3 separate regions of the Homo sapiens genome follow, and regions 2 and 3 are each linked to region 1. Evidence: chromatin loops called from intact Hi-C (ENCODE). Cell type or tissue: endothelial cell of umbilical vein. All regions are shown on one strand.

Region 1 (8,000 bases):
AGCCTCCCAAGTGGTTAGGACTACAGGTATGTGCCACTGTGCCTGAATAATTTTAAAATATTTTGTAGAGATGGGATCTCACCATGTTACTATTGTTCATTTTTTAATTGAGTTGTTTGTCTTTATGTTGTTGAGTTGTAAGAGTTCTTAACGTATTTTAGATACCAGATTCTCCTCAGATATATGATTTAAAAATACATTCTAACATTCTGTAGGTTGTCTTTTCACTTTCTTGATAATGTTCTTTGCTGCACAGAAGTTTTAAATTATAATGAAGCCTAATTTATCTGTTTATTTTCTTTTGTTGCTTGTGTTTTTGGTGTCGCAGTTCAGAATCCATTGCCTAATCCAAGCATAAAGATTTATATCTGCTTTTTTGTGTTTTACAATTTTAACTCTTACATTTAGGACTTTGATAGAGTTTGAGTTAATTTTTGCATGTGGATATACAGTTGTCTCAGTATTATTTGTTGAAAAGACTATTCTTTTCGCATTGAATTACCTTGGCACGCTTGTTGAAAATAAATGGATTTCTGAGCTCTAAATTCTATTCCATTGATATATATCCCTATCTTTATGCTAGCACCATACAGTCTTGCTTAGTGTAACTTTGTAGTAAGTTTTAAAATTGAGAAGTTTGAGTGCTACAACTTTGTTCTTTTTCGAAGTGTTTTGGCTATTTGGAGTGCCTTGAATTTCCAAATGAATTCTAGGGTCAGCTTGTCAATATCTGCAAAAAAAGGCAGCTGAGATTTTGATAGCAGTTGCATTGAATTCCATGCTTTACTTTTAGGAACAACGCTATTTCCATTTTGACCAGAAAATCTATGTTTTTCAAGATGCTAGCTCTCTTGGTAAGAGGCATTTATTGTAAGCTGTATTAAATAAGCTCAGATTAAAATAAAGATTTTGTCTCTTTTTAGAGCATATAACATTTATAACTTTAAATTTATTTGGGTGCAATAAATATTTGTGTAATTTTGTGAAGACAGGAACTATGTCTAGTGCTGATCACTGTGTACCCAGGCTAAGCCTGGCAGCCTCTACATAGAATTTGCTCAAAGAATTGTCAAGAAATGGGGACATCTTCTCTAACAGGCCAGGGAAGAGGAGCAGAAGGGTATGTGGTCTGATGCTGTCCAAGGTCCCAGGATATATTAAAAAACCCCTCAGTTTGACCAGAAACAAACGTATGCACGGTTTACGATTTCATTTATATGAACTGTTCAAAAATCTGGGGATGAGAATACGGAGTGACTGTGATTGGCATGAGGTTTCTTTTTAGGTTGACAGAAATGTTCTAAAATTGGATTGCCGTGATGATCGTTCTCTGTAATTGTACTATAATTCATTCAATGGTACACTTGAAAACAAATTTTATGGTATGTAAATTATATCACAATAAAGCTGTCTAAAAAAGAACTCCAGCTTGAAACTGAGGCCGTAACCCATTTTTAATTTTTATTGAGGGAAACAATACAGACAAGGCAAGTCAAAGGGGGTGATATTTCACTGGCAAAAAAAAATGTGGAGGTGGAATGATTGAAAGGGATAGTGGAGCTGTACAAAGCAGTTGGGACTGACGCTCACAAAAAAGGTGATGAGGGATCAAGGGCCAAGAGTCCGGTAGGGAATAGGTCTAAAAAAGGACTTGGAATACAAAGTAGAGAAAGGACATGAGGTTGAAGAGAGACTTGGGACTGGAAGCTTAACCCCTCTGCCCAGTTCTTGACAGTGAAGAAACAAAGAAGGTCATGGTCTTGCTTTCCAGAGGTACTAGGGGGAACCACATTTGAAATGCTCCAGGGCAGGGCTGGTCACCCTGGTGTGAAAAGACTATAGCAACTGCCAGAGAAACGTGACAGTGTGAAAACCTTCCATTTAGGAGTCATCAGTTCGCCATTCACCCTTGTCAGCCCAGCTGCTGGGATGGCTCAGAGGGAAAAGAAATGATTGATAGTGGCCCTTGACAGGGTACAAGGGAGAAAGTAAATGTTCGACAAATGACTGCAGGTCATGTTGGCCAGGCTCTCTGACTCCCAATCCTGCTCTTGAACTTTATGATGGAGAGTGTGCCTCCCTCATAGTCTCTTCAGTCTAAATCACTTGCACGGCCTGAGCAACATAGGGAGACCATGTCTTTACAAATAATTAAAAAATCAGCCAGAAGTGGCGGCTCGCATCTGTGGTCCCAGCTACTAGGAGGGCTGAGGTAGGAGGATTGCCTGAATAGGGGAGATGGAGGCTGCAGTGAGCTGTGATTGTGCCACTGCACTCCAGCCTGCGCAATGGAGTGAGACCTTGTTTCAACAGATAAATAAATAAAAGCAAAATAAATCACAAATGAAGGACTTCTGCTTTGATACTTTTGTTCACTTGAAGCTAAAATGGACTTGGCCTTCAAATGCAGTTTTGTTTATTTACAATGTCAGCTCTCGCAGCGTTCTTTAACATGAATGATTGCCAGGAACTATGTTAAGATCTTGCCAAGCGTCCTCACACCAACTTGAAGAGTGAGGGACTGTCAGCCCCACTTTACAGATGAAGATATAATCTCAAACATGGATTAACTTGCTGAGATCACACAAGTAATAAGTGGCAGAGGTTGGGGCTTCGACTTGGGTGTGTCTGAAGCCAAAGCCTGTTTTCTAGGACACTTTCCTGTCCCCTCTTTCCAAATATTGACCTATAATGTGAATCCTTACACAGAAAAGTGGACCAGCAATTTTGCCCTCTGCCTACAGGTTGAGTAGTAGGGAGTGCCCGTTGATTTTGTGGCAAGGGCTGGCACAGTGCTGGGAGTTGGGGCTGGGCCTTGTCACAGCAGTCTGCAGCCCTCAGATGCTCTGGGTCCAGCTGGTTAGTACCAGCCAGTCAGACAGCATTTTCTAACACTGATTGCAGCTGTGTAGACCTGGCAGCTATGTCAGGCTCCCAAAATAAAAGCTTAAGGGTCTTTTATTTTGTTACCAACTGGCCTGGTTTTGACACTTAACTGGGAACAACTAGGCTTTCAAGTGCTGGGTTATATGAGCTCAAGTTACCCACTGTGTTTTCAGATTATCACTTAAACAATCACATGCATGAAATTTAAATCTAGCACTTGCACCTAAATTCAAACTAGAATGTTACGTTAAAAACCTACAGGCTTTGTTCAATCTTGGAGAGACTTTAACTCCCAAGGGAAAAAAAGAGTCCTATTGCACCTCAATCCTCCCTAGGGTGATGGTAAGGATTAAATAGATGGCATCATTTCCATTTTACAGATAAGTTGGATCAGAAGGGTTTCTATCTTGAGTGTGCCTGGCACCTTGTTTTACATCTGTATATACTCCACTGAAAATCATTGTTTATTGGTTGAGTCACCCTATAGTCAGGAAATGGGAAAAGGAAATAAAGGTATGATTTATGTAGTTTTAGGTGTACCGTTGTTTCCATTCTGTCTGGTTCACCATCCTGGGGAAGTTTTCCTTTCTACTCTGTGTCCAAGTGTTGAATTCCTCCTACCCTGTGAGAGGATGACTACCCAGAAATGACCTCTGGGGTTATCTTGGACTTGAATGGTGCAGAGGTAACAACTGATGGTGTGGAGCCTACAAATGAATGTGAAAAGCAACAGGTCTTCCCCCGCCAGTCTCCCTTGCAGCAACCCCGCAGGAAGGCAGTGAGATGAAAAGCCAGGTATGGACCCCTGTGGCAGGGAAGTGTCCAATGTCATCATTAGGTCAGAGAATTGCACCTCCTTGCTATTCAGCTATTTTAATGACATTTTTTCCCACTTGATTTCTTCTCCTTGCTATAAGGTAATTCAGTGTGGAATGAAACCCAGAGACCGGAATCTGATTTGAACAGAGGTTTTATTGTAAGCGGTATTTGTGTTCTTTATTCTCTTTATTTTTATTTTATTGTTTTTAATTTATGTTTACAGTCAACACAATAAGCCCAGTTTTTGTGTTCTTTAAAGTGTAAGTTTTTTTCACATATTGTTCAATGTTGTAAATGTTTTATATTTATGAAAACTACAGTTTTTAGTCATAACCTTTCAAGCCTCCTTGGGAAACAGCTGCACTATTCTTTTAGACCACACGAGGGCAATGGTGTCACGTGTAAAAGATGCTCGCCTGCTGCTTTCTGAACAGATGGCACATTTGTTAGACTTCATTGGATGTATTTTTCCTTTATTGAAGCACAGGGGAATTTCGCATTTGCAGGTAGAATGGGGAAAGACAGTTAAAATTTTATACCGTATTTTTATCTCTTTGTTTATGCTGATAAAGGTAGCAAAGGCAGTTGATTTTTTCTCTTTTTTGCTGTTTTGAGGGATTGGTGTGCTAACAAGTTGAGGTCAGCATTCATTACCACAGTGACCCTGGCAGAAGATGCTCTGTTGATTTTGCATTTCATTGAAAATGTCACAGAGATAATACATAAACCCGTCTTTCCCCCCCAAACCCTCCAATACCCTTTCGATATGATTCTCATCCTGTTGTTCCTATTGGATTATCTTTGTGATTAATGTTTCTCCACGCCCATTAAGTAGGGAGACTACAGCCAGCTTTCTCTGAGGATACCTTGTGTGACCTTACTTACTCCGCGGTCACAGAAACTCTGAAGTGTTCCTTTCACGGATGGGCTTGGTCCTGCTGGGTTCCTAATGTCCCCCAGTCTCTCTGGGTTCTGGAGGTCTTCACTCAGAACTAACCAGCTCACTCTTCCTAAGGCAGAATAATGCAGAGGTTTCACCCAAAAGTAGGCAGTACTAGCATCTTTTCTATGGGAATATTTGGTTTGCCATGTTATATTGGCCTGTCCATTTTAAAAAAAATTAGTTTTCAACGCTTAAATGCAAAGACTTCTCATTAAAGATCTAGGTTTCTTGCTTTTCTTGAAACATCGGACAGCATGGTATTTCTAGCCTGAACAGCCCCTGGTGACAATCGGCAGAGCCACCTTTGTGGCTTTATGCAGTCACTGCACACACAGATCTTCCCTTTTGTTTTCCTGACACTAAGGGAGGTGCCCTTTTTAACCACGTTTGTACTCTTTTCGTTGTAATAAAAAGGAAAATGAGAATTTAATACCCATGCCCGTCTCAAAGGAAAAAAAAAAATAGAAAGGTATAGTAGGAGAGCCACATGTCTCAAGAAAAAAAAATGATCCTAAATCTAGACCTCCCTGCTGTAGCACTTAGAGTAATTGCCTGGCCTTGCGGGCATTCGATTTTCAGCACCTGGGAGAGCTTCGTCTTTAAAAGTGGGCTGGCCTGGGGTTGTCCTTGGTTAAACCCCAAGGACACTTGAGAGTCCAGTCATCTTTTATCCTGATGGTTCAATGGGGACAACCTCATTTAATCTTACAACAGCCTGCGAGGTAGTCACTGTCCTATATGGGTACACTGCTTAGCGCCATACCGGGCACGCGTTCAGAGGTCGACCACGCCCTGACTTTTCCTTAGCTTTATTTTGGAAGCAGTGGGTTTTAAGGCTGGTGCTCCTCGGAGCCTCCTAACCATCACTCGTTTGGCAAGTTGCAGATACACTGCCTGACTAAGCTGGGAGAAAGAAAGGGTTAAAGAAGGAGAGCGGGAGGGGAAAACCCTTTGGATCGTGGGCTCTGACCCAGACGCGTCTCCATGCCCGCTCTGCAGCCTCGCGGTGGCAGCTGAGCTGCACGTAGCTGGAGGAGGCTGCAGGAACAGACAGGAAATCCATTCTTGTTCTGCAGATACGTCGGCAAAACTCCCAAAGCAAACAGCAGAGGAAGTTTGCTTTAGTGGAGACAAACTCACAACTTTGCTCTTTCAAAGCCTCTGTTTACAAGTCAAAGCCCAGGCTCAGTCGGGCTTTCTTCCCACACTCACCTCCAGAGGTGCTGCCTGCGGGCGTTTCGCTATCAAAGACCCGCAGCGCCGCGGCCGGTCCGGGATAAGCCGGTGGCTGCGGCTCCAATGCGGAACCGGTTCTCTAGCCGCTAAGGAGCCAGGGCTGCTCACCCCAGGCCCCCTGAGGTTCAAATTTGGGAAACGGAGAGATGGGGCGCGGGGGAAGCCCTTAGATCTAGTGAGCCCTAGAGTTGAGCATCACGCGCAGAATGAGGTGACTCAAAAAGGAAATTGGCAGGTGCTGGCCTTGGGTAATTTCCCAGTGCCCAAAAGTGCTAAACCACGCTGCTCAAAGAATAGAAGCCACCAAAATATCTGAGTGGTGGTGCTGGCTCTGTCACCTGAACTGTGTCCAGTGTTATACCTGAATTGGGTGTATCTGTTAGCTTAAAATAAGATAATACTGTAATAGCTAGAGTCTGGAATAAAAATAAGTTATCTAACGGTGAAGTTTGGTGACTTTTTCAAAACAATAGCACAGATCTTATGTAACTTTATATTCCAATAAAATCTTTCCTGTGGGGGAAGTGAGTAAGATGGTGCTTTCAGCTGATTAACAGGAGACCAGGCCCAGGGGTACCAGGCAGACAGAGAACATGGAGATCGGGTGAGTGGCTGGCTTTCTTGCCCTTGAGGAGCTGAAAGCAAAAAGATCTCAGATAAGGTGGAATACTGTGTTCAAAGCCAACGGTTCTGGGGGCAGCTGCATTTGGTTTTGAATCCTGGCTGTGATGCTTTCTAGATGGGGATGTTGGGAAAATCACATACTCTCTTTAAAACTTAGTTTTCCATTGCTGAAAAGGGGATGGAGAGAGCCGTTAAGCACTTCCTCAAGGTTACACAGGGGGCAAATGACAACGCTGACTTTCAAACAGAAATGTCTGATTTCAGAGCCTGCACTTTTCACTGCATACACTTCCATTGATTGAAAACCACAGCCCACCTCCCCAACCCTTGGAGCCCACGCTCCTTTAGATTTAATCTCAATGCAGATCTTGAGCTCTTAGATCTAGGGCATTCCATCTTTGCTGCTTATGTTATGATTGCTCAGTTCAGGAACCTCCCCTCTTTCTGTCTATTCAGGCTTTCCAAGTCCTTTGTAATCTGGCCCCAGTGTTTTTCCAGCTGAATCTTCACCTCTTCTCAACCATAATTCCTGGCTAATCCTTGTGCCTTTTCATGCCTTTTTCTCAGGCCATCCGCACTTTCTGTGATACTCTTCTTTTTTTCTGCAAAAGTTGGTGTGGTTCTCTGCCCCTGCATTTCTCTAAACTATTTGTTTCTAGAGTGTGCCCCGTGGGGTTCAGTGGTCAAATAAGCTTGGAGAATGATTGTTTTTTTCAAATGGAGTTTTATGCTAATGTGCATTATAAGTTCCTCAAAAGATGCGATTGCATGCAGGGTTTCTCAAACAATTTAAACCTAGGAATTTAAAACTCACTCTTCCTCCCTCCCTCTTCTATTCTTTCTTCCTCCCTTCCTCATTCTCTTCCTTCCTCCTCCCATCCTTTTTTGTTTTCTTTTAAAATATTTCATGGGGCTACAATGCCATACTATGTGTTTTGGAGGATACAGCTCTCTTATAGTTATGGTGACTGAATTCCTAAGTAATGAGCCCAAGGCCAGACTTGAGGACTAATTCTATTCCTAGACAGGGTATGATGAGGGCATCAATTAGCCCTGATGATACTCTGCTGAGAATTCATTTTTTGCATCTAGAACTATGCTCTTTCCGGCTTGCCTAGTAACCAAAATCCTGTCTTATAAGGCATTCCAGTAAGTGCATTCCCACTTTGGGCTCCTGCACATTTTCTAATTCCTTTGGCCTGATTTGTCATTCCAAGGTCTGGCATCCTACCCAGACCCCAAACTGGACTCTGTATTGCTAGTTTCTCTTCATGGCATGGCTTACATTGCTACCTGTGTTCTCTCAATCTGCCTTTCCTGGTGGCCTGTCTCAGTATCCCAATCTTCATTATTGGCTCTATGCCTTTCTGACCCATCCTAGCTCTTTGTCAAGTATTTGGTCTGGTTTGGTTGTTGAAGACTTTAGGCTTTTGGGCCAAACAGTTCCAATTCCAGTTCCACGATCTGATAATTGTACACTCTGGAGTAAGTT
Region 2 (8,000 bases), 1.6 Mb after region 1:
GATAGCAATCTCCTTTCTCTGTTTTCCTTTTAGAAAGCCTTGATATTAAGTCCCAGGCAATGTTGAAATTGGTCTGATTATTTGCAGTGCCAGGATGAGAGGCATCAGCAGGTTCTTATAAGTAAGGTTGCAACTTGGGTTAGAATGAGAACTACAGGAGGATAATTCAGAATAGACTTAGGTGAGAGCTAGAGACCTGGATCCAGATAAGTGGGACTAGGAGAGCACTGTGTGATTTCTGAGTCACAGAACAAGCCAGTGAAACTGAACATGGCATCTTGGAACGATTTTAAAATTAGAGAGATGAAGAATTTTCTTCAAGAACACATACCAAGATATCACTAAATACAGAGGCCGATCCTCATTTATGCCTTTCTTGGCAAAACAGGAGTAAGGCTCAAAGGAAGCCAGGTCAAACAAAATAGTGAATCAGATGAATGCAAATAAGGTGACAGTAGCACATGAGAATGGGTGGCTTCAAATGTATTTGTTCCTTTAACAAGTATTTACTGAGCCACTATTTTTTGGTTCCAGCCACTAAGCACAGAGCTAGAGAGACTATAGTGTATAAAACCAGACAAACCCTGGAATCTCCATTCTAGTAAAAAAAAGAAAAGAATTATGCACATAAATATCAAATTAGAGCTATATTATTGCTAGAAAGGAGAGTGAGGTGATAAGAAACCACACTTAACTATGTACAGAGAATGATTCCTTGAGAGAGAGAGTTTTGAATTGACATGGAAAGAAACAGTAGGAGTTTGTTAAATGAAGGAGGGAGGGAGAGAAGAGAGATCTAGGCAGAGAAAACTGTCTGCCAAAGACCCTGTGACTGGAGGGAATATATCAGTTATAAAGCATTAAAAATACCCAGAGTGGCTGAAGATAAAGAATAAAAATAAGTATAAAAAGAGACGAGGATCCAGAGTCTGATTATTCAGGGTTTTGTAAGTCACATAACAAAACTTTATCTGTATTTTAAGAGAACCAGCAGCTAAACTTCAAAGAAGGGACTGAGTATCACTAAGAACAGATGTAGGCCTCCTGGTAAGGTGGCACTTTTTAGGAGTAAAGAGAAGCAATGATGACAGGTTGATCCAGGGTGCAACTGGAAGAGAATGAAAGGATGGGAAAATACCAGAATGGGGAAAATACATTTGCGGGAAAAATTTTGTGTGCAAATAGAAGCAATTACAACCAGGTAACACCCCTCCCCCTACACTGCCGCTGTAAAACAACATTTGTCAGAGGTTGTTCCCAGTGCTAAGCCCAGTATATCTTGAAAATAAATGTATAATGTCACTCTCTGGTTCAGCTTCAGAATTTTTAAATGGCTCTTATTGTGATAAGAATAAATCAGAATGGAAACTGCAGGTGCAAGGAAGTCATTGAAAGTACCTGGGAAAGAGAAGTGTGTGGGGCAAAGAGGAAGCAAAAACTTTGCCAGGAAATTAAGTTATTTCTTTCCTCAATGTTTCTTTTCCTGGAGTGCATGTAAAGCAATATATCCTGCTCCAGCTCGTGTGATTATGTGAATGGAGACGGAGAACAAAGAGGGGTAAAGAATGGTGGTAAAGATAATAGAAAACTGAAACATCCTAGAATTCTGCCACTCAACTTTTGTTTGGCCTTGTTAGGTGGCTTATTCGAAATGCAGAATCTCAGGCCAAAATTCAATCCTACCAGATCAGAATGTGTATGTTAATAGAGCTCTAGGTGATTTGGATGCACTCTCAGGCTTAGAAATTACTGTTTAAATAACGTCAATTTGCATCTCTGAGATAGGGTGTGGGGTTCTATATTCCTACACATCATTTGGCAAATTGGGGTTCTTTGCTGCTCAACCTTCTCCAACATACAGATTTACAAAACGGACCTAAAGCTTATTTTTAAGTGTGTGTATGCTTGAGCACTTCATTGGTCTTAAGTCTGTTTAATGAGATTCAAAATTGCAATAAAAGAGCAAACCAATGACAATGAATGAATGTGAAATGTAAAAATGACTGCACGAAAGGAAAATTGATAATAATGACAAATGAAGAGGGAAAACATAACTCAGAGCTCACGTGCAATAGAAAGAAAATCCCACGTGAAAGGTTGAGAAAAAGAATATCCTGCTAACGTTAGGCGTAAGTCAGAAGCTCAGAGACTTCCTTTCAAGTTATCTGTCTATGGATGTTCTTACAACTTTCCCCTTTTTCCTTCAAAAACAAATTGACTATATTCCAGTTACCTGCTACTACATAACAAAACACACTAAAATTTAGCAGCTTAAAATAACAACTTATTATCTCTCATGGTTCTGTAAATTGGGTGAGATCATTTGGGTGGTTCTAGCTTGGGTTTTGTTTTTTCAGTCAAATGGAGTTTGGGTTGAGTATATTTCACTGGTCCCTATGTCTAAGGTAGTTCATCGGGTGACTGGCAATTGGTGCTGGTTGTCTTTTTTTTGTGTGTGTGAGATGGAGTCTCACTCTGTCACCCAGGCTGAAGTGCAGTGGCATGATCTCTGCTCACTGCAACCCCTGCCTCCCAGGTTCAAGCGATTCTCCTGCCTCAGCCTCCCGAGTAGCTGGGAATACCGGCATTTACCACCATGCCCAGCTATTTTTTTTGTATTTTTAGTAGACACAGAGTTTCGCCATGTTGGCCAGGCTGGTCTCGAACTCCTGACCTCAGGTGATCCTCCTGCCTCAGCCTCCCAAAGTGCTGGGATTATAGGCATGAGCCACCATGCCTGGCCTGGTGCTGGTTGTCTTCTGGTTGTGTGTTGATTGGAATGACTACAGATGTTTTCTCCATGTCCTTAGCTTCTCATTGCAGAGAAGGAGGAAGAAGGAGAGAAAAGGGAAGGGAAGAGACAGCTGGGGAGGGGTCAGGGGGAAGGAGAATGAATTGGAGGGAGAGAGCAGAGAGAGGACAGAGGAAGAGAGAAAGAGATACTTATAAAGAACACTAGAGAAACTTGAGCAGAATTTCCACAGGTAGAACAGAATATATAATCACTACAAATTAGATGCTGTTTTTCACCCCTCCCTAAATATAGATTTCATTTGCATCATCATCTCGTCTGCTAAATGTCATTTTTAAAATGTGAATTTTTAAATGTCAGCTAACAAGGAAGTTTGATACTCAGTCGCTGCTGTTATTCGAACTCCACCAGTCTATTATTAAGGACTTTTTAGCAGCTGATTGCTGATATTTCCAATTAAGACTTGGTTTGTGTAAGTCAATTTAATGTGACATATTTTTTTTTTAAATGTGGTTTACAATTTGCGGGATAGTTTGGTTGCAGTATATCCCTTTCTTGGCCAAAATGCATTAAGCAGATTTGCACAAAGAAATATAATTGCAGTATAATTGCTGAAACTTCCACTGAGACACAAATTATATGCTCTTAAAGATGACTGCTCAGGGGTTTTATAGAAAAAATTCTGCTTTGAATGGAAAGAGATACGAAAAACCTAAACAAACTAGAAAACTTCTAAAGTCTCTGTAACTCAGTGATCTTATCATTCTAGTGTCCATTTGACATCTAACTTGAGTAAGTCATAGTGGACTTTCTTCTCAACTCAAGCCCCTTAGATGCTTTCTAAAAGACGCTCAGCTGATTGCTCTTTCCATTGTCACTATCAAATTATCTATTCTGTGAACAATCTGATTCTCTAATTAATGTCGTAGCACATGTGCATTAATCTGTCTGGTCCTCCAGTTCTCTAATGAGAGACAAACTCACTACAAGATCTTCCTTAAGAAATAACAAACTGACTGACTCAGCATGACACCCTCACCTAATTAATAAAATGGTGACAATTTTAAAATCCCTGTGCTGTGATTTTTCCTTAACAAAAACTGTTTTGCAGATGTGCAAAGGGACACAAGAAAGAATGTAAATTTAGCAGTTCATAACCTTTGACTAAACAAACCAGAGATTAGATGGAATCAATACTGCCAGAAAGAATTTCCCCCAGTCTGGTAAATCTGGAAATGCAAGAAAATAAATCTATCAGAAAAAAAAAATGGTCTGTTTATAGCGACATCTAGTGGTGTTTGTTTTCCTGCTTGCCCATTCCTAAATGAATTCCCCAGGAAGATAGCAAATACAAAAAACTTACTATTTTGTTATTTTTATCAATACAAACACATAACCTATGTAACATGTTATTGGAGTAACAGGAATAAATATTTCAGAAAACCACATGAATTAGCATGAACTGATGATTTGCAGAAGCTATTTTTGAAAAGTGTTGTGGGTGAATGGATTATGACTCTCATGATGACCACAAGAATAGTAATGCCTGTCCTCATACAGAAATAGGTGTATTTCTTGGTGTTGAAACACATGACCATAGATTTTTTTTTTCAGATGAAGCAGGAGATTCATGGTAGAAATAACTTTGTGAAAAATGAATAATCTCATGGCAGATTTATCTTAAACTAAGATAACTAAAATGACTACATTCTCAAAAGGCTATCTTAAAGAATACTGACAACCTCTGTTATCTGATAGTTTACCCTGGAAGAGTTTGTATCACTATGCTAAAAATGTGTGTGTGTGTGTGTGTGTGTGTGTGTGTGTGTGCAGGGAAGTGAGGGGTGGGGTGAGCACAACATGATTATAAAATTTGTCCTGACACTTAGAGTAGACTTTTTGATTAAACACATTTTCTAAAATGGTGGTGATTATAAAAGAATACAATTTTGAAATAAAATCAATGACAGGACTTTAAAAAAGCAAGCAACAGTTTTTAAAAGTCATAGGTTTGTTACAATCCAGGGGATTGTAAAACTGTTAGGTAATATTCTCTCTGGCTATTTCAGAAGAGAATAAATTTTGACAAGGAGCACTTTTTTTTTTCCAGAGGAAGGTTTTTGCCTTTCACCTGTTCTGACACTCAAAGTTCTTCTAGGAGAGGCCACAGAGAAATCTATTCTCTGCGTTGCTCTTATATCTTCTGGATCACTTTAGGACAGATCCCATTCATTATGGACAGATGCCTTCACTGAATTTATGCAACTAATATTTATGGCCACTCATGCTCCGATAGCAATGAATGAGTCTGAACCAGTACGAGATATTAATTATTGCAAACCGTATCTTCACTTTTCTACTGAAAAGAAGTCTTACCTTGTATCACTTGATTTCTGTCTCCAGCACAGCCCCTAGGACTGTCTTTCTGCAGGTGACATCAGTATTATAGGACATTAACGTCTCAGAGGGTCCTTGAAGTGTATGTCTGTCCACTTGTAACCCTGCACTTCAAGGCACATAGAAACTGCTTTGACCTTTTAGGCCATCTCTTCTCTTTAGAGAAGATGAGTTCTTTAGAGAAGGATGAGTCCCTTCCAGCCTGACACAGTAAGCATTACTTTAAAAGCTCGTCATTCTACTTTATTCTCCCGAGTGATAACCATTTTGCCTGCAAGTGTCATAGGTGAATATTTTGAAGACCAAATGTGACTATAATACTGCCAAGTTCTACTCTGAGCATTTTGGAAAATACTTTCTCCCTCAAATACATAATAAAGTTAAATAACTTGACTTTTTCAGGCAGTCAAATTTATCATTGAGGCATAAATTAGTTATACAGTGGCATGATTTCAATACCACTTCTTGCCCACAGAAGGGAATTACAGTAAACAGATTCATAGAATTTCTCACCTAAAAATTTGTCTAGGTGTTCCAGGGCATAGCCACAGGCAGATTTCAGAAGTCTTTTAAATATACGAATTGAAAATGGTTCATATATGTACCTAAGGATAGGAGGAAAAAATTTACTTTTAACATCTATCCATAGGCTTGAATTTTACTGACTGTCAAAATCGTCCTAAAGGAACAACATTAAAGTTCAGTAAAAAATATTCAGTGATACAATATGTCAAACACTTGGTGTGTATCTGCAACCTTAAGACTAAGTGTAGTACCCTTCCATCACCTTTGGTTTTACTCTGTGCTGAAAAATATAGCCCCTGCCTGGCAAAGTGTCATCTTTTCCAGTCTGGAAAAAAACATATCAGTGAGATTTTGTTAGTTTGACAGTGGTCAGAGTTTCTGCAGCATTTTGCAAAAAGTATGTTGATGTAGCATGCAGTCAATAGTGCTTAGAAGTATGTTCGTGTATGTATTGAAATTTATCAATAGTTTTAAATAAGTAATGAGATATTTATCTTAACTATCATGCCACCTAAAGTATCAAATAATCCTACATTAATGATTATAATAAATATCACAAATGTCTTGTATTTCTTTACTCAAAGAATCATCAGTCACGTGTAAATCTCCTATCTCTCCTCTTCTAGCTGTCTTATCCTGCTTTTGTTTATTTCTCTCTTTTTTCTTTTAGCAGGCCTGTTTAGTATCCATCTGCTTTTATTTCATTTAGCTGGATGCCTCAAGATGTATAAGTGCAATCTAAATTTCAGTCAGTCTATATTCATCTTTCTAGGGATGACCCAGCTTTCAAGTTCAGAGTGAGTCCTGTCTTCTCCAAGAAGGATTCACTGATTATTCCATTCTGGTGGTTTTCAACTCAGCTTACATATTCGACTCACCAGGGTAGCTTTAAATGTGTGTGTGTGTGTGTGTGTGTGTGTGTGTGTTTTATATGTATAACATTTAATTATATATAATTAGCATTTTTAAATATGTATTGAATATTCTATGCATATATGTATACATATATATACACATATATTTGTGTGTGTATATTTATAAAATTAACCCCCCACCCAGATACTCTGATTTAATTGTTCTAGGGTAAAACTTTGATAAACCTATTTTTAGAAGGTCCATGGTAATTCTGATTGTATAGCCATGGTTGAGCTTCCTGCCATCTTGTTTTTGCCATACGAGTAATACTCGCTTTTTTTTTTTTTTTTTTGAGGCCAGAGAGGGGAATGGGTGATACATGCCATTGATACACAATCTAAAAGATAGAAAATATATACATAGTCAAAAATAAACCTCCTTCTTTACACTGGCCACTCAGCTACCTTCCCCAGAGGCAAATCCTGCTTGCAGCATTTGGTATTTCCTCTCAGAGACAATGTACTCACAAACAAATATGAATATTTATCAGAAACTCCTCCTCCTGCTCCCCTTCCCCAACCATACAAAAGATAAAATACTCTAGAAATTCATATGACTGTTACTTTTTAAAATATTTTATAATATCTTTTTATATTAGAACACAATTTTGTGTCCCTATTTTTAACAGTGACACACTATACCACTCTAGAACATAATCCATGTTATTGATTGCTTTTGCAATATTTCAGTGTACACATTTGCCTATTCAACAGTAGCATGTGTGTGATAATATCTGTAGAATAAATTCTTGGAGTGAAAGGGCTAGATCCAAAATTTTGTGCATCTCACTTTGCTACTAAACACCAGGTCACCCTCCAGAGAGACTGGATAACTTGACACTCCCACAAGCAATATGCAAGTGCCTTTATTGTCTCTTTTCAACACAGTATATCAGCAACATTTTACTAACTACCAATTTGATAGGTGAAAAAAAGAGTATTTCATTCTGGTGCTAAATGTCCATCTCTTCTCAGCAATGAGATTGAACAGTTTTTTCTCATGCTTTAAACCCATTTGTATTTCATCTTTTACATACTGTTTGTTCATATCCTTTACACATTTTCTTATTAGTTTGTTAAATTTTAACCTCTGAATTTCAAAGTTTATTGAGTCTTATGTGGCGGGTTTTTGCCCTCACATAGAACCTTCTTTATTCTTCTGAGAGTAAATGGTTACATTTGTTTTTAATTGCTTGGATTTCAGACATCGTAGAAAGTATACCTGTACTCTAAAATTATTTAAACATCATAAATGCATCCTATATTTTTATAGTTTCACTTTTACATCTAAGTATTTGACCAATCCAAAATTTACCCTAGATTTACAATTTGTGTTTAATAGCATTGCTTTTTTGTTTTTTTAATATTTTAATTATTTATATAATACTTCCTCCTGAATTGGATTTTAGTTT
Region 3 (8,000 bases), 1.9 Mb after region 1:
TTTTATATATCATATATATATTACTTTATATATTATACACTATATGTAATTATCTATAATACATACTATATATATTGCAAACTTGCAGATAGATTTTATTACATCTCTTTCAAGCTCATGGATACTAGCTTGCATTACAGACAATAATTTATTAAAGCATTAGCAGGGAATGGTGGCTCACGCCTGTAATCCCAACACTTTGGGAGGCCCAAGTGGGACGGTCCCTTGAGCCCTGGAGTCAGAGACCAGCTTAGGCCAGGTAGTGAGACCCCCACACAACCAAAAAATATATATACATAGAGAGAGGGAAAATTAGCCTGGCATGGTGGTGTGCACCTGTCATCCCAGCTTACTTGGGAGGCTGAGATGAGAGGATCACTTGTGCCCAGGAGGTTGAGACTGCACCAAGCCATCATTGTGTCACTCTACTCCAGACCGGGTGACAGAGAGAGACCTTGTATTAAAAAAAAATTAAAAATAAACACAAATTAAAGTTTTATTCTATTGATAGAATTTACTATATTTCCTTTTCATATAGATAATAAGAATGGTGAACATCTTTGTACTTGCCTAGAGTATAAGTATTTCTCTATAAGAAATCTAGAAGCAGAATTGCTGAGTAAAGAGAATGTGCTTTCAAACTTTTGATAGATACTTAAAAATTGGGTTTCAAGTATACGTGAGAGTTGATTTCTTTATGCCTGAGTCAACATTAGGTATTTTCACTCATTCAGATATTCCATTGTTTTAATTTGCATTTTTCCAATCATTTATACTTGTTAGCCATTTGAATTATTTCTCCTTTGATAAATTTGATGTTCATTTTTTAATATTTTTATGAGATCAATTGTCTTTATTCTATTGAATCCTAGTTCCTCATATATTCTGGATATGCATATATATATATAAGAGAGACAGGGATTATGTATGTTTATGAGACAGGTAAAGGGAAATGTTGCAAATATTTTATTTTATACGCTTACTTTCATTAAGGTTGATGGCACCTTGCTCAGTGGAAGGCTGGTAAATTTACAGTAATAATATTATTTGTCAGATATTGAATGTTACAAAGATAATAGATACTGAACTATGTTCTTACATCTATCTATATTTTTAATTAAACTCTTTCAGATAGGAATTTATATTTACACTTTACAATCATGAAAACTGAGGCTTGGTGGAATGATATGATTTACCTAAAGTCAAATATTAGAAAGTAAAAGAGTCAGAATTTCAATCAGGGTGTGCTGGCTCTCCTCATTCCACTATGCAACTGATATCTACGTAGCTCATGATGTTATCTATATCTTACAGCTACATATATGTTATACATAGCTATTGTTATAGCTGTATTATCTACACCTATATCTATGAATTCATTATGTCTTAATAATTTAGGTTTCTCCTAAATTAGTTTTTACCTGTTTGGTGTTACGTTAAATTATGTGTCTTTGAAAATTTTAAGTTAGTGTAGAAAATGCTGTATTTCACTACAATTAAAGTGTACTATTGTAGTACCAACCAGTTTCCATTAGAAAGTAGACTGTTTAAGTTGCAGTTATGCTTAAGGCAAAACAAGTAGGTAGGTGTGGCTTTGTTTCATCTTTCTATACTTCCCATTGTGAACAGTACTTCTCTTAAGCTCACACTATTCCTCCAGCCTAAAACCTCCCTACTTTCCCTCAGAATTCATATGAATCCCTCCAACCTCCTCCCCCTTATACCACACCATGATAGAGTAGGCTCTCACATACACCTGCTTTCGAGGGCCTAACATTACAATCCTAGACTTGTATAACTTTAGAAACCTGCCAGAAAATGAATGTAAAAGCCAGAGAACTATCAGGCTTGGCTGTTTAGGGTAACTCGATATTGTGAGCCTTTCAAAAGAGGCCAGTGGTAAAGAGTGGCAATGGTGGGCTTCAGAGTTGTTCAGGCCATGATTTCATTTATTTTTATTTTTTTAACTTTGATTTTAGGTTCGGGGTACACATGCAGGTTTGTTACATAGGTAAATTGCATGTCAGGGGGGTTTGGTGTACAAATTATTTTGTCACTCTGGTAATAAGCATAGTACCCAATAGGTAGTTTTTCAGTCCCCTCCCACCCTTCACCCTCAGGTAGGCCCCAGTGTCTGTTGTTCCTTTCTTTGGGTCCATGTGTTCTCACTGTTTAGCTTCCAAATATAAGGGAGAACATGTGGTATTTGGTTTTCTGTAATAACCAGTTAGCAACATGATGACAGGATCAAAACCACACAGGCCATGATTTTGGACACATAACCATATAACCTCTCTTCTCCTGTCCTCTCATCTGTAAAAATAAAGATTGTCATAATTAATTTTAGTATTTAAGGAAATAGTTTGATATTGCAGGGATAGAGAAGACTACAGTCAACATTGATGATGATGATTATTATATAGATAGTTTGAAAAAAGTTACAGAAATCTTGACTGTCTTTTTTCCTCCCAACCCATGTCTTCCCTCCTTGAACTTGGTTCCATATAACCATTTTCTTGGCCTCAGCTTACACATCTTTTCATCAAGAAGTTCTACGCAGGCCTTTCACGCTGTCTCTCAATTCCTGGATGCACTGTACATTTCATTTCATTGAACATGCTACATTAAAATTATTTATTTACTATCCGAATCCTTCTCTAGACTTTAAGTTCCATGAGGGCAGGGACTTTGGCAGTTTTTGTTATTGTTGTTGCTTTCTTGCTATATCCCTCATCATGCAAGCACACTATGCAAATTTTGTTAAATTTAAAAACGAATACAGGCATAAATAGATGTGCTGAGGCATAAATGGATGTATGTCTGAATGAGTGGACAGTGAATGAATAAATGGTTACACGATTGGAAACATGAGTGAATGGATAGGCAATCAACTTAGCACAGAGACTTAGAAATGATTGCAATGTCAGTTACAATGATATGAAGTGGAGAATATATTTTTGGATTGGCCTTTGAAATCCTTTAAACCATACCAAATGGCATTCTTTCATATGATTCTGACCCTGACTGCTTCAGTGAGAGAAAATTCAACCAAGTTGGCAATATAGTGAATTTTACTTGGCATGTGGCAAACAGAGTCTAGGGAATAAATAATATGTCACACTAGGCCTGCATTTTCCTCTCAATACCTTAGGAAAACACTTTTATAAACACAGTTCTACCTCTACCTGCTACTTTCACTTAGCATAAAGGTTAAAATATGAGATGTTTCACTTCATATATTGCACATTTCATTATTCTACATTATAAACTCAGTGAATTCTTTGGAGGTGATTTATTATGCAATTTAATTTGATATTGAAAATCCTCCCAAAAACAATCTACAAACTTGCAAAGAATTTTAAGTAATACATCTTGTTTAATGTGTGTGCTGATTTACCCAGACCATTGAAATAAAGTTTGTTTCATTTACCCAGACCATTGAAATAAAGGCATTTGATTGTTAGAAAAACTGTAAATAGTCCACAGTGTTTGGTATATTTCCGGATATTAAAACTTATTAAAACTATTGTTCAGCATGACTTGACACCACTGAGATTTGACAATGGGCCATATCTACATCAGAATAGCTCTGTGGATACAAGAGCAAAGGGAAATGTTATCCACCACAGCTGTTGTGCTGACCCCTACTGGCTAAGTTTAAGAAGAGTGAAAGAACAACTTTTTTCCTAAAGTGGACCTTTCCTGGATTAATTACTCACATCCAATCTTCATTACGTTTCATCTGTCATTCATCAGTAATAATTCCCTGTACAACACGGTTGAATGCATGTGAGCTTGTCAGCCTCATTTTGTATAATTAATGATGATTGGACATACGAATTTTAACAATTTTGAGACGTGTCTACTGACTGAGAATAATTTTTCTAACCTGCTCTGTTTCTATTGAAACAATGTCTTATGTTTCTCTCAAGAGAAGCTTCAAAATTATGTATATATCCAGCAGGCACATGTAAGTATATGTGTCTGAGAGTCATATGTCCTGCAGATATAAAGCACTAAACCTGAAAATACACAAAAAGAAAAACCCTTTCTCAACCAAAGTACAACAGGACAGATTTTATATTATTTATTTTTAAAAGTAAGCCATGTTCAAATTAAATGTCAAGCATAATTTTGTATTTGAAATTTGAAATTTGTGATTATCCTTAGAGAAAAATCATAGAACACATGTCTTCTTGCCAAATTTGTATTTGCATAATAGTGAACTATGAGGTTATAGATCACTTTGTGGCAGAGTGCCAACCCATAAACTGCTTGGTAAAGCTACTAAAAACTTCAATCTGAAATGAATTTATTTCAGTTAGGAGTTTGAATCCTCTATAGAAAATAAAATGCACTGGAGTCTCTTAGTTCTTAAAAAAGAAAAGACGGAGAGAAAATACGAAATTCTGTGTATTTCCACATTTCTTCCTTTAACTGCTACAGACATAAATGCAAAATGAATGTTGACATATTTGTTTAGCATCCCTGAACAGATTAAACTGCTTTAGAAGTTCTTCTGTAATCAGGCTTGAAAAATAGAAACTAACATTCACATCCTTGGATAGATTAAATTGTTTCCAAAGTTTCTCATTAATCAGACACGAAAAATTGTTTGTAAACGTAGAAGTAGGTCCTTTGAAAAGTACTCAAAATTTTTCTTGCGACAAAATTTTTGCAATTTCACTATATAATGCTATTTTTGTCGTATACGTATTAGAAATATGTATACCTGTATCACTTGTCTGTGTCCTTTATTGGCGAGTTGCTAAATAGCAAAAGATTTTGATCCATTGTGGAGTACAGTGTGTGTATAAAAAGAACACTGGGTCTGAATTGTGAAGCTGACTGCCAATTACTTATGATGTGTCTTTGGGCAAAGAAAATAGAAAGAAAATATAATTTTTTTAAAGTTTGGACTTCTTTCCAAGTGAATTCCAAGTACTTGAGTGTTCTTCTTCATAATAAGTCTGTAAGTTTAACAGTGCAGCACACATTTTAGGAATGAGGAAACTAAATCCTGGAGATATTAATGGACTTGTGTGATTCAGTATAGCTAGTAAGTAGTGCAGTTAACATTATATATTAGAACTATCTCACACCAAACTTCCTGTCCCTCTTAGGCTATGATGTCTTTCTTATCCTGCTTTTCTCCTTTGTTAAAAGAAGGAATTGGGCTATATTATCATTATTTTTATATTTTCTATAGCTCTCGTGTACATGGGTCTGTGTTTGGGGATTTTTGTTTGTTTGTTTGGGTTTTTTTTTTTTCTTTTCTTTGACAAGGTCTTGCTCTGTTGCCTAGGCTGGAGTGCAGTGGCGCAATCATGGCTCACTACAGCCTGGAACTCCTGGGCTCAAGTGATCTTTTGCCTCAGTATTCTGAATAGCTGGGACTGCATGCTCATGCCATCATACCTGGCTAGTTTTTTCTTTTTCATTTTTCTTATGTAGAAACAGTCTCACTATGTTGACAAGGCTGGCTTTGAACTCCTGGCCTCAAGCAATCCTGCCATCTTGGCCTCCCAAAATGCTGGAATTACAGGCATGAGCCACCACGCTGAGCCTATGATTCGATTCAGTCTCCCGTTTCCAAATAAAGGCATATTACCTGAGTATTATATAATACACAGAATTCATTGTGTCACTTTCACTTCATCTTCCATTCAAATTCTCTAAATTCTTGCTGAGCAGGCTCTGACAGATGGGATAAGGAATGATTCCTCTATTGTAGAAACTGATAGTATTCCAGTAGTGTGAGCTCTTGACTTTATTTCCATCACTCAGCCAATGAATATCAATGATTCTTGAACTTTGCTATATACCATGGCAGGCAATAAAGACATATGCACCACCAGATTTTTATTTGACTTGATAAACTTACGCTGTACATTTCAAGATATTTTACAGTGACCACCAGTAGTTCCCTTAAAAGTCCTGTCATTCACGTATTATTCTTTCTAAAATGGTATGACATTGAGTTGTTTCAATTGCCAAATAGTAATTAGGAAAGAATATAGTCTCTCACTTTCAGGGAATTTTTTAAATGAAAAATGCATGTAAATAATTTTAATTTCTATTTGCTTTTCCTCACATGCCAAAAATTATTAGATTTATCTTAGGCATTTAGAAAGGCTTATAGTGTGCGTTTCAATATGAATTTAATATGGCATAAGCAAAACTCTGAGCTTTATTTCAAAAAGAGAAATGTATTAAAGAGCAGCTGGAATAGTCAAATAAGAGGTGAAACTATTAAGTCAAATGTCTCATGACAGAAACAATGCCAAAAATATTAATATGGACAGATTTTAATTTTAACTATGATGGAGCAATTGGAATGTCTTACCTGCATAAACACTGTAAACCTGGACAAAATCTATGCAGACAGTATACTCAGATATGGAATAATAGGCAGCTTATGAAGGAGATCCTTAAGAAGTGTGAAATGCACAAGACGTATTCAACTTTCATGGCTGCTTTTTAGGTGGAGAAAGTTTCCAAATAAACAGAAACCAAGGATCCCATCGACTAGAGAAAATAGAAATCAAAATTTGGGGCCATTGAGGGTGTTAGAATCTGTAGGACAGTATAGTGGAGACAAGAAATCCATTCAGAGAAAAAATCTTAAAAATTGGCATAAGGTTACACTTAAGTCTTTAGCCAGTGACTCATGTGCACGTGAAACACTACAAGACAGGACGGAGAACAGCTACTGAAGGTCTGTGAACTGAAAATAATAAACAAATAAATAAATATGCATTGCTGGAAGACATTGGTTTTCAGACTATCGAGACTGGAAAAAAGCCTTTCTAAACTCACCAAGGATTCAGTCTATTCTATAGGAAGGTCAAACCTCACCAGTAAGTCTAGTTTAAACTCAGTCTAAAAAGGCTTAAAGTCACTCTTCAACAGGATAAATCTGTACAACTCAGTAACTGTTAAAGAAATAAAACATAATTTATACTCTGAAAATATAGTATCCACAAGATTGAGACTATCACTATAATAACTATACTGCACTCCCCCAAAAGAAAAGATGAACCATCATTATGAGAAAAAGTAGTCAGTGGAAATAGTCTCAGACATCCTGTGTATGTTAGAATGACCTGCCAAGAACTTTAAAACAGCTATTATTAAAATGTTCAATGTTATAATGAAAAAGTATACAAAATAAATGACCAATGGAGAAGCTCAACAGATAAATGAAAAATACAAAACAGTACCAAATAACCATTCAACAACCAAGAATTAAAATATCTAAAATGAAAATTTTTCTGTGCAGCGCCAGTCAAGATTAGATAGTGCACAAGAAATAATTCAGTAAGCTTAAAGACAGATCAGAAGACATGAAATATACATAAGAACAGAAAGGAAAAATACTAGAAAATAGATGTATGCATCTGTGAATTATAGGAAAAACAATTATGCTATCTACTGTGTATGTAATTGAAGAAGCAGAAAGAAAATAGGGATCTTCCAAATCTGGTAAAATATACAATACAGTCCCAAAAAGCATATTGTATACTATGAAAAAAAGAGAATAAATAAGACCTACTATTTGATAGCACAGTAGTGTAACTATAGTCAATAATAACCTAATTGTATATTTTAAATAAGTTAAAGAATGTAACTGGATTGTTTGGAACTCAAAGAATAAATGCCTGGGGGGAGGGCTCTCCCATTCCCTATGATGTGCTTATTTCACATTGCATGCCTACATCAAAACATCTCATGCACCCCATAGATATATACACCTACTATGTACCCACAGAAATTTTAAAAAATAATAAATGTTTTTTTTTAAAAAGGAAATCTAACTCTGGTCAAATTTTCAAAAATCAAAGACAATGAGGAAATATTAAAAGCAGACAGAGAATAAAAGGAAGATTTTATATATAGGAGAAAAATTAAAATACTAATATTTGACTTCTTATTAGATACATCATAAATCAGAAGGCAATGGAATGACCATTTTAAAGGATCAAAGAGAAAAAAGCCAC

The links. Hi-C counts contacts between places; a loop is a spot of excess contacts. Peaks named below come from ENCODE experiments on the same cell type or tissue, not always from the same donor. Only the 100,000 strongest peaks of a DNase experiment are listed, where the experiment ranks them.
Region 2: it touches region 1 in a loop (17-fold over the local background); 49 of 110 quality-filtered maps call a loop at or near these places.
Region 3: it touches region 1 in a loop (5-fold over the local background); 5 of 110 quality-filtered maps call a loop at or near these places.

The regions. Positions count from the first base shown.
Region 1 is chr5:163,560,418-163,568,417 of GRCh38, forward strand. No RefSeq gene overlaps it. Among named protein-coding and RNA genes, the nearest start is that of MAT2B, 59 kb to the left of the region's middle. In endothelial cell of umbilical vein, a CTCF peak has its summit at 4,078; DNase peaks (open chromatin) are centred at 4,094, 5,764, 6,444, 6,964 and 1 weaker place; H3K4me3 peaks cover 929 bases; H3K27ac peaks cover 2,961 bases.
Region 2 is chr5:165,205,275-165,213,274 of GRCh38, forward strand. No RefSeq gene overlaps it. Among named protein-coding and RNA genes, the nearest start is that of LINC01938, 34 kb to the right of the region's middle. In endothelial cell of umbilical vein, a CTCF peak has its summit at 4,045 (motif pointing left); no DNase peak of the experiment used is centred here.
Region 3 is chr5:165,454,434-165,462,433 of GRCh38, forward strand. No RefSeq gene overlaps it. Among named protein-coding and RNA genes, the nearest start is that of LINC01938, 210 kb to the left of the region's middle. In endothelial cell of umbilical vein, a CTCF peak has its summit at 3,635 (motif pointing left); a DNase peak (open chromatin) is centred at 3,608.